Linked DNA regions of Homo sapiens: region 1 is linked to region 2. A link is a loop called in an ENCODE intact Hi-C map of the cell type or tissue named here. Cell type or tissue: psoas muscle. All regions are shown on one strand. Links, peaks and the distances in the headings refer to the core of each region. The heading gives the core; the rest is flanking DNA. Region 1 has its middle 57 kb from the start of LINC01695. Region 2 overlaps LINC01695 (long intergenic non-protein coding RNA 1695).

What was found. A loop is a pair of places that touch in the nucleus more often than their neighbours do. Peaks named below come from ENCODE experiments on the same cell type or tissue, not always from the same donor. Only the 100,000 strongest peaks of a DNase experiment are listed, where the experiment ranks them.
Region 1: a loop joins it to region 2, with 1.9 times the contacts of the local background. A loop is called at or near these places in 4 of 110 quality-filtered maps.

Annotation. Positions count from the first base shown.
Region 1 is chr21:28,282,626-28,288,016 of GRCh38, forward strand. No RefSeq gene overlaps it. Among named protein-coding and RNA genes, the nearest start is that of LINC01695, 57 kb to the left of the region's middle. In psoas muscle, for the core only: no CTCF peak of the experiment used is centred there; no DNase peak of the experiment used is centred there.
Region 2 is chr21:28,212,215-28,217,605 of GRCh38, forward strand. LINC01695 (long intergenic non-protein coding RNA 1695) reads right to left here. Exons shown (of 6, transcript NR_126012.1): 3 at 26-134. Among named protein-coding and RNA genes, the nearest start is that of LINC01695, 14 kb to the right of the region's middle. In psoas muscle, for the core only: no CTCF peak of the experiment used is centred there; no DNase peak of the experiment used is centred there; H3K4me3 peaks cover 548 bases; H3K27ac peaks cover 1,715 bases.

The sequences.
Region 1 (5,391 bases), core at 324-5,323, 71 kb after region 2:
ACGGAGCTGGCAGCTGAAGGGCCAGAGAAAGCCAGCTCTCGCTTGGACAGACACCAACCTGCAAAGACACTTACATGCCTCCGCTTTACATACGGAGAAAGGGGTTTCTGATGGTTAAGGGTCTCTGAATTTATCTTCTTTATTAAACAAGTTATGATCATATTCCCTAAAATCTAAAACATTTAATGTTTGGACTTGGGCAACATAGTTAACCTCATTAAGTCTGGGCTTTTCTCATCTGTAAAGCAAGTATAGTAATATGGACCCAGCCTGCTCTCTGTCCTTTTCTGTGCTTAAAATGGGGAAAGTAAATGTAAAAATCAAGTTAATCAGATGAGTTATGGCATGGGATTCACTTGTAGGATTTACATTGGCTTTCAAGTCAGGGCTTTGCAATGTTAATTTTGGCTATTCAAATACTTTTCGCTCCTCGATTTCAAGCTCCTGGCAGTGCTACATAGAGATTTTTAGATCTCTGTGCCTCAAATATGTGGGATATTAATTATGCTCTGGTCATGCCTGCATGGAAAGGCAGTTACACTTCAGTGTGCGGCAGTCAAGACCTCTACTTGATAATCAGCGTCAAAAATCAATTCGCATTTGAGATAAATATTTCATGTTTTAAATATTTAGAAGAGGTACGTTTATTTATCTTTTTTAAAATAATACCATAAGTGGTAAAGTTTTTTAGTAAACACCTTTGGTTTGTACACTTCTGAACAAAAATCATTTTAAACATAATGGAAATTGGATCAGTTTAACTGCAACAAAAGCTTCCTCCTTGTTTGATTTTAAAGGGAATGCATCTCCTTATGCGTTCTGTCCAATGCAAGTTTCTTCTCACTCCACCAAGTTTTTGTAACCTTTCATCTCTAATGTTTTCTTCAAAGCAGGAAATTTCTTTAACAAAAGGAGGAACTATTTAGATATCGGACAAATTGACCCAGTAGCTGAGAAGTTGCAAAATAGCTTTTGGATGTGATTTTTCATGATTGGCTAGAGAGTGTGTGCCCCTTAAGTGCTTTCATATCTGTCTTTCTGAGGAAAGATAAACTGTTCTTTGGCCCAAAGATGAGATAACACTCCTGGTTGTGAACAATAGGCGAGGAGCTCTGGCAGGATTGCTAAATAATTCTTCAGTAACTTCGAACAGACTCCACAGGCTTGCTTTGATTAGCAGGAAGGATCATGAAGCAGAGTGGAACTATGTGATGATGTGATGTTAGAACTGGCGAGGCAGAATCTACTCTGACCTTTTGACCTTACACACAGGCAGTCTGGGAGACGGGAAAGAAAAAGCTCTTGGCAAATTTCCTATAATAACTTATTTAAAGGCATATCTAATTTTGGCTGTGTTTTTTACTATATTTATTTACTTGGCAAGGCATTGAATTCCATAAAGGCAGAAGTCAGCCAGTCTGCCAGCACATTTGACATGATGGATTGTCTGTCTACTGTACAATACTCTGAACATCAGCATTTTGGGGGAGGTTGGGCAGAAGATAAAAAGATCTAGATTTAGTAGTTATTGTTGCATTGTTACAAGAAAAAGTGGTGCCAGCTCCTAAAGATATAAATAGTAAAGGAATTGAGGCCTGAGGGCCAGGGGTGAAGGGTTGTCTAAGCTGAAGCCCTGTCAGTGTTGTATTGTAGCTATTTATATGATGAAATTAATCACTTGAAAACAGGTCAAGGTGAAGTCAGAGTGCTTGAAGCAATTGTTTGTACTTTATCAAAGACAGGTTTTTCTTCTTCCATCAGTCAACATCCACATGAAAGCCATTGAGATTTGAAAGAAATCTCACCTGTGCCACTAGCTGCTGCTAGCTAAGTCTCAGGTTTTCCTAGTAGTCTGTAATTCTAGAAATATCAAATAGAAAACAGTGTTACTTAGATAATGATATTTTGGCAGGGTATAAATTTGGATCTTCCAAGTATTTCTCTTTCCTTTTTGTGTACCTATTTAGACTGCAGATTTTCAGTGAAAATGCCATATTTGTGTTGATATTGTTGAAATCCTTTTTTACCTAAACATAATTGTAATCAACTTTGAATTCTGAAAGGGTTTGTACTATAAATAGGAAAAACCTAGATTTCTACATAACATGATACACACCTACACACACACACACACACACACACACACGTACACTACGTCAATTAAAAACCATAAAATTTCTAGAGAAAATGTAATAGAATATCTTTGTAGCAGGATCTTAGAATGGTATCTTAAACAAAAATACCAAAAACACAAATGTAAGACAAAAAAGATAATTTTCAATATGCCAAAATGCAGATTTATAGTCTATGAATCATAACATAGACAAAAGTTAAGAAACAGATGGAAAAATGGAAGAAGATATTTAATTCAGAAAAGAAACAAAAAGAAAGATTATATAAGTCTATAAATCAACAAGAATAAAGATGCTCCTGAAGAAAAAAAGCAAAAATCATGAAAAAGAAATTAACAGCACATAAAGACACACTCAAAATCACTAGATCATTAGTAATGAGAGAAATGTCAATTAAAACAAGGTGTTACTTTGCACCTTTTAAACAAAGATTAGGAAGCTAGAATGTCATGTATTGGTGGAAATTCAAGGACATAGGAGCCCTCAAGCACTGTTAGTGAAAAATGCTATTTTGGAGAGCAAATCTACTTCTCTCTAGATATGCAGGATAGAAAGGATATAGCCCGCACAGCTCTGCAATTCTCCTGCTGGATACGTGACTCAAAGATAGTCTCACACAGGTTCACAGGGTATACTTGTAAGGTGTTCATCGCAGTGTTAGAATTGGGAGGCAACCTGGGAGTCTAACCCTGGGAGAATGACCAGGTAAAACGTGATGAATGGACACCATGAAATGTCAATCAGTAGTTATGAACAATGGATTCATTACTCAAAACACTATGATTGAATTTTAAAATATAGTTTTTAGTGAAAAAAGCATGAAAATAATAGTATATATGAACACAATACATTTATATAAATTAAAATTTCATGTACACAAAGCATGCATATTTTGCAAAAGCACTTATACAAAACATGGTGCACATTAAACACGTTACAAAGGAAGTTTATGGAAATTGGAGCCAGGATTGAAGAAAAAAAGGTGAAAGGGACAAAACAAATCAATGAATTAATTTTTAAGATATATGAGCAGGAGAAAATGGGGGATGAGCATGAATTCTGGAAGGTTGAATAGAAAATATTCATCTTCCTTTTTGGTTTGTCATGTTGGCGCATTCTTGTACATTGTGGGGCACACAAGACTCCAGCGCAGTTATTACATAAACCAAAAACTCGGCAGGAATTTGTCCTTTGGAACATAGGTACTCTCTTTTCATTTGGTCTTTATGTGTGTCTTTTATTCACATATCCAAACTCAGGGATCAGCCACAGAAGTAAGATGAGATGGATGAATTGTTGCTATTGTGGAAGAAAGCCACACTGTATTAAATATCTGTAAATTAGTACAACCACTATGAAAAACAGTATGGTTTCCAAAAATATTTAAAACATAACTACCACATCATTCAGCAATCCCACTACTGAGTATATATACAAAGGAAAATAAGTCAGTATGTCAAAAAAAATCTGTACACCCGTGCTTATTACAGCACTATTCACAATAGCCAAGATATGCAATCAACCTATCCATCAGTGGATAAATGAATAAAGAAAATGTGGTATGTTTATACAATAGAATACTACTCAGCCATAAAAAGTAGGAAATTCTGTCATTTGTGGCAACATGGATGGAACTAGAAGACCTTACGTTAAGTAAATCAGACACATAAACATGAATACTGCATGTTCTCCCTCATTTGTTGGAATTACAAATGTTGATCTCAAAGAAGAAAAGAATAGAATAGTGGTTACCAGTGATTACAAAAGGTAAAGGAAGGCTAGGAAGAAGTTGGCTTACAGATAAAAAAAATACAGCAAGATAGGAGGAATAAGTTCTAGTGACTAACAGCATTATATGGTGACTATAGTTAACAACAATTTTTTGTATAATTTCAAATAAAGGAGAGGATTTTGAGTGTTTCTGGCATGAAGAAATAATACATATTTGAGGTGATGGATATGCTATTACCCCAATTTTATCATTACACATAGTATATATGTATTGAAATATCACACCTTACCCCAAAAATATGAACAATTACAGTGTCCATATTTGGACACAATGCAATATTCTTTTTCTGTTGGAAGTGCATCTTCTTACATGTATGGTTCCTCAGTAATTTTCAAATGCTCCATTAACCAGAGGGCAGTATGTGGCATTTTTCACTTACCAAATATAATTCAGATATCTGAATATCCTCAATCTTTAAGTGTTCTTGTCCAAAAAGCATCTCACATGTTTTATGCCCTCTGAGTTAAGACTATGTCCAGGTAGATGGAGATCAATGGGGTGTTGGGGAATTTTGGAAAGCTGTTAGCTCGAGATTGTAGTACCAAGTGGGAGCCTGCAGGTCAGCTACCCTGAACATCCTTGGGGTTCACTCTATTCTCTCATTAAACCTAAGCCTGTAATCAAGAGGAAGGAGGGCCACTGTCACATCCTGCATAAAAAATGTAGCTACTAATTTTAGTCCACTTCTGCCTGTTGGAACCTTAAGATCAAAGTCCCATAATTGAGAGAAGCAAGATTGTAAATAGATTGTTGTTTTGCTTGCCCAAGGACTGTGAGAACAGTTAAAGAAAGAGAGAGAAAAGTAAGAGAGAATGCTTTCTTTTTTTCTTTTGGAAAAAAGAGGGAGAAAAGAAAGAGAGAATGCTTTCTTTTTTTCCTCTTGGAAAAAAGAGAGGCTGTTTTTGCTCTCTTTGAGAATCCTCACGGACTCATTCAAACTAGAATCCTCAAACTCACACTGACTGTGATGAGTTTTCCGGAATGAAAATTATAATACCAGCACGCGTTCCATATCTTCTTTCTCTTTCCTGCCTCCACCTGCAGCAAGCCCTCGAGTATCTATCAAGCTCCCCTTTCTAACAGATGAACCCGCTGGGCTAACTCTCCTCTTCTGGTTCCAGGATGGAATCAGTCTTGTCTAACTTCATGCCTGGAATGGCAATAGGTTTCCATTATCTATGTCCCCCTTTTGCTCACCTTTGGCTGTTATCTAGTCTGGTGTCTGAATTCCTTTTGTCCACATCTTCTTCCCTAGTGACTGCATAGCTTGTCCAGGTTGTTTCTCCCTCACATCAGTTCTTGCAATCTTCTGACTTTTATGCAGGTTTTTTTGATCGTCTGTGTTTTTTTTTCTAGGACCTATATGCATCTGCCTGTTACAGAATTTTTCTATGCTCTAGTTTTTCACTTGCCAGTGTAGTTTAACCCAATAATTTGTTCAATAGGCACTGAATGCAATTACTCGTG
Region 2 (5,391 bases), core at 57-5,056:
GACATTTAGAGATACGGTAAATTACCTTGTCTAGGCACTGGCCAAGTGGTGCTGTGGAAAATCTCCAGGACATCTCAGCTGCATGAGCTAATTTGTCTCCCATGGACTTGTCTCTCAATGGCTTGGCTGTGGGCCTACTAAAGGAAAAAAGAAATTGTGTTTTTTACCTTCTCTAAAAATTGCACATTATTTGCACTTTTGAAATCTCATTTTGTTTCCATTCAGTGGTTATCAAAATTATTAACAAAAGCCAGATGACAATATTAATCATATTAAAGACTGTGTTTAATTTATATTTATAATGCTCATATAATGTCATAATGTTCTATGACTATACTACATAGGCCTCCTACAGATGATCAAATCTTTAGGTGAAATGTTTATTTTTTGTTTGTTTATGAACTGTCAATAGCCATCCATGTGCTGTTAAAGATAAAGGTTTTGCAGCCCGGCTCAGTGGCTCACGCCTATAATCCCAGCACTTTGGGAGGCTGAGGCGGGCAGATCACGAGGTCAAGAGTTCAAGACCAGCCTGGCCAACATGGTGAAACCCCATCTCTACTAAGAATACAAAAATTAGCTGGGCATGGTGGCAGGCGCCTGTAATCCCAGCTACTCGGGAGGCTGAGGCAGGAGAATCTCTTGAACCTGAGAGGCGGAGGTTGCAGTAAGCCATGATCGCACCATTGCACTCCAGTCTAGGCAACAAGAGCAAAACTCTGTCTCAGAAAAAAAAAAGAAAAAGAAAAAGATAAAGTTTTTTATAATATAGGTTGTTATAAAGAAAACAAAGAAGAATTATAGAAATATCTTTCTTATTTTGACTTCATAAAAGACAGCTTACTATATGTAACTCACTAGAGTTGTTAGACATCCCTAACAAGAAAGCTTGAGTAAGTCACTTAGTTATTTTAGAGTAGGTATGATTATTTAAATAATTTAAAGTTTCCTGTTGTTTTAAAGAAAAGATTTGTATCGTATTTTTTTAGAAAATGACTTTTCATGTAAGAAGGTCAATAATATGGCACACTTAAGGTAATATTCTCTATCATTTATTTTTTCATTTGACTTCTATGCTATTTAAAAATACAAAAAATAATAGTTTTGTATATGAGCATTTAGAAATGCTTTGGGATGATTCAAAATTTCCAAATCTTTCTACAAGTCAGGACTTTCAAAAGATATGAAGTAAGTACAGAAGTTTACATCATTCATGCATCTGACATTGAATCAGATACTAATCAGAACCCTGGCTGAGCTGTCCTATAGCTAAGGGTTCAGCTGTTATGCATTAAATCAATTCTAAACGCACTTTTTCCAACTTCTTCCCATCCAAATCTATTTAATTTGTCGTGTGTCCTTCATTATATAAGAGAGATTTTCTGAACAAATTCTCTGGCTTGAGAGAATCTGTTCAACATATTTACACTAACGTGTTAGTGATTGGAAAAAAAAGCCAATGAGATTCAACCAATTAAATGAAAGAATTGAAACCTCAGCTACTGACTCAAATTATTTTTGAATCGAGGGAATTTGCAGGATGAGCTTCCTGATGTCCTAGAATTGCTATAAGTTAATTACCCACCTGTAAATAAGAATATCTTCTTCAGGTATATAATAATGAAAGTAAAAAAAATAGAATTTTTCTTTGGTGCATATTTCCCTCTTACTGTTCCCTGGGAAAAGTTACTATATTCCAGGACCAGATTGTTTTACTTTGCTGTCTTTTCTAGCTCTAGAGTGATTTCAAATATTGGGTGTTCCTTCAAAGGAACAGAAATAGTACCAATTCACAATGCCATGCATTTGAGATATAAATTAATCAGCAGGAATTCATCACATTGTAATCTAGAAGGATAGGGCAAATCGTAGCTCATAATTATCTAGAATTCCAGAAGAAATAGGACAGAAATAGGAAGCAAGAAGACAAAAAGCAGTCTTGGTTCTCGTATCACTAAAGAGTTTCAATGGCACGTGATCTCAAATGAAACCTGGTGGCCATTGCTCATGTGTTGTGTTCCACAGTAACTAGAGGGGTGCACATTTGGTCTGGAGCAATCTTCATAGAAGAGGGGACTAAAGCCCTAGAAAGCACGAGTTCAACTGGCTGCAGCCTGCAAATCAAAAGCATTCATTGAGAAAACATTAAGAACCCATGTACACAAACAATAGGGCTTAGGTATGGTTGCCACTCTAATAACAACTAAAAGAAGTTGTATGCTTCTCCTAGATGATACAAATTTTTTAAGTAATATATTTTCTCATTTCTTCTTTTGCTGCCAGAGTGCTTGGAGCTAAATCTGTAGGCATAATTTTAGCAACCATTTAAAAAATTATGACATATATATTTTTATACAATTTTTTCCTGATGTGTTGTTTGTATTTCTATTTTTTAACATCCTGAATTATGTTTTTCCCCTATTTACTGCTTGCATTCTAATAAACTGCTTCCATTGTTTTTGTAGAACTAAAACAAATATACTCAATCATATAACAGTCAACAAAGAAATAAATACACAATAACAAAAGGTTTGCTACTCATCCCTTGCTTTTCTGCTTATTTACAATGATTCAGAGAATGGTTAGACTAAGGAAACGTGACCAAAATTAGCAATATTTATTTAACAATAAAAGCCAATCCTCTACACTCCATTAGCTCATCGTAACTATAGAGAGGATTATCTCAAAGTAGACAAGTCTAATGTGCAATTTAGACTGTACATAACTAAAGGCACAGGATAGAACTGGCTTTTATTTTCTTCCTGGCGCATTCTCTAGTCAGCCTTCAATCATGAATACTTGTAGAGAGAAAACTTTACACAAGCCGGAGGCAATTGCTGAAGGTGGAGACTCAACCTTTGACTTCTGCCATACAGAAGTGACCAGCCTGAGAATATAGAGATTTCTTACCAATAGAATACAATGTAACAATTTTTAAATATTAATAAAATGCTGGAATTTCATTTCTTTCTCCCAAATGTTCCTGCTTTGCCTTCACGGAACTTCTTGATTTCCTGTCTCCCCTTTTCCCTCTCATCTTACTCCAAGACTTTTGTAAATAAACAGCATAATGGAGAAGACACTTTCTCATAAGGATATTTTTTAGTTGACTATGGTTGCATAACAGCCAACAGACCAAAATATTTCATCATCAAGAATGTCCAAGTGGCTGCCCAGAACCAGGAGAACTGATATGGAGTCGCATGAGATAATGTTGGCTGACTAAGGATGAGAATTTGAAAACTCCCTGTACCCTCGGGCTAGCTTAGAAACAGCGATGCTCTGCCAAGAGCTGGCTTTAGAGCTGGGCATATCTACATTGGAATTTCAACTCTGCCACTTCCTCTTCATGGAAACTTAAACATACCCTTTAATCTCTTGGGGTCTCAATTTCCTCATCTTTAAAATTAGCATAATCCCTTTTGGGGTATTATAAATTAAATACTTCCTTATAAGAAACTTCAAATATCTGAGAAATATGATTTCAAAATGATATACTTGGGATTATGTTCTGACTCACTGGAAAAATACCTTCTGTGTACAAGCACTATACCTGCTGCCTGGGATAAGAAATAAAATTCATGCTCTCTGTCCTCAGGTAGCAAAAGCTAACGTAGAAATTTGACTTATATATAACTACAGAACTGCTCATCAAATGTTTGAAGCAATTTTAGAAGTCAGGGATAGCGTTTGATGGTATTATGATCATTTTGCAGTCAGGAGGCTAGGAAAGCTTAAATCCTATGTCACTGTCAAGAATCTCTCCCAAGTGGTTACTAAGTAAGGCAACGAATGAACAAAACAGAACAGGAATAAAGGTCATTTTGTTGGTTGCAAGATTCTGCAACTAATTCTGCTGGTGAAAAAGTAAATTGAAGCCTCTGACTTAGGCTTTAAGTCAGAAAGGGACCTCCTAAACACCTCTCTCATGTTAAGACGTCACATTTTAGATATTGAGAGCAGAAGGCTCAGGTATACCTGCGTGAGAGAAAAACATATAGCTGGAGGGGTTTTTTTTTTACCCATTCAGACACAGCATGAAAGACAGAGAAAGGCCACCAAAATTTAAGAGGACTTCCTAACATTGCTTACCAATTCTACAACACAATACAAAAAAAAAAAAAATGACAATGAGAAGTTCCAGACCTAGACTCCTCACTTTGAAGATATAACCAGTGATTGTGCATGCAATGGCAATGTCCTCTAGTAATTGTGTGCAATCAATATCTATGAATTTGAATAAGCAGGTTAATCTTTTTTCCTTGGGTTGGGAATGGAGCTAGCAAGAGGAAGTTGCTAAGAATTAGGTGAGCATAGGTAGAATATGCATAGGGAAAAATGGCAAATGGTCTTTCCTCCAATAGGACACAATGTTGGTGTAATTAATTATCTCCCCAAATTATACCTTGGAATTTAAAATTCTTAGCAGGAAGATATCTACAGAACTCAAAACATTTTGTGTGAACTCCAGTACATGATGGGATTTGTCCTTAAAAGGAATAACTACTAAAACTAGACTAAACATTTACTGTAGTTCAGTGCAGACTTTAGTCTAGGAATAGTTCTAAATGGTACCCGGAGTAGCGGGGGAACTGATGAAATTAATCTATACTATCACAAAAATTAAAGTCCTCTTGATATAAATGAAAAATATGTTTGTAAAAAATTGCAAGACACACTAAGTTTTAGTGTTAGAGATTGTGAAAAAAGATACCAGAAAAGATCCCATCAAACATTATGCTGAAATAAGGATATAACGTGTATGAGTGGCATTATACTATCAGAATAGGAAATGGTATCAGATTCACAGATTTTGGGAGCCAAGATGGTGAGAATAAATGTATTCCAACTGCAGAGGAATATCAATAAAGTAAGTAAATAAGATTTTTGTGTGTGTGGAAAGAGGGTCAGACACCTGAAAAGAGGCCATAAAATATGAATAAACTTCAAACAAATGACTCACCTCTACAGCAGGTTGAGCCAACTTTCCTCATCAAGGAGACCTCAAAGTTGCTTCAGAGCATCCATGCAAGTTGCCTTGTAAGGTCTTGTTGATGTGCTCCCCCTTCCGCCATCAGATCCTCTTGGCCCTGCCTGATCCCTGGGGCCTCCATGGCTTGTTCTGTTTTCCATCTGCAGGGAACCCAGTAATGACAAGTGCTTGTCTTATAGTTATAAATGCCTTGGCTCCACTTCTATCAATTTATCTACTAAACACCACCAGCTGTGTCCCTCTTGACCTGAGATGAGAACTGTCTTTAAGCCAGGCCTTGATTGTGCCTCTCTTGTGGAGCTGGACATTCTGGTCCAGGAGATGCTTTATGCACTGAACCAATGGCCAATATATGATGGTGTGTACCCATATGCTAGACTACTTGACTCCAATATCCA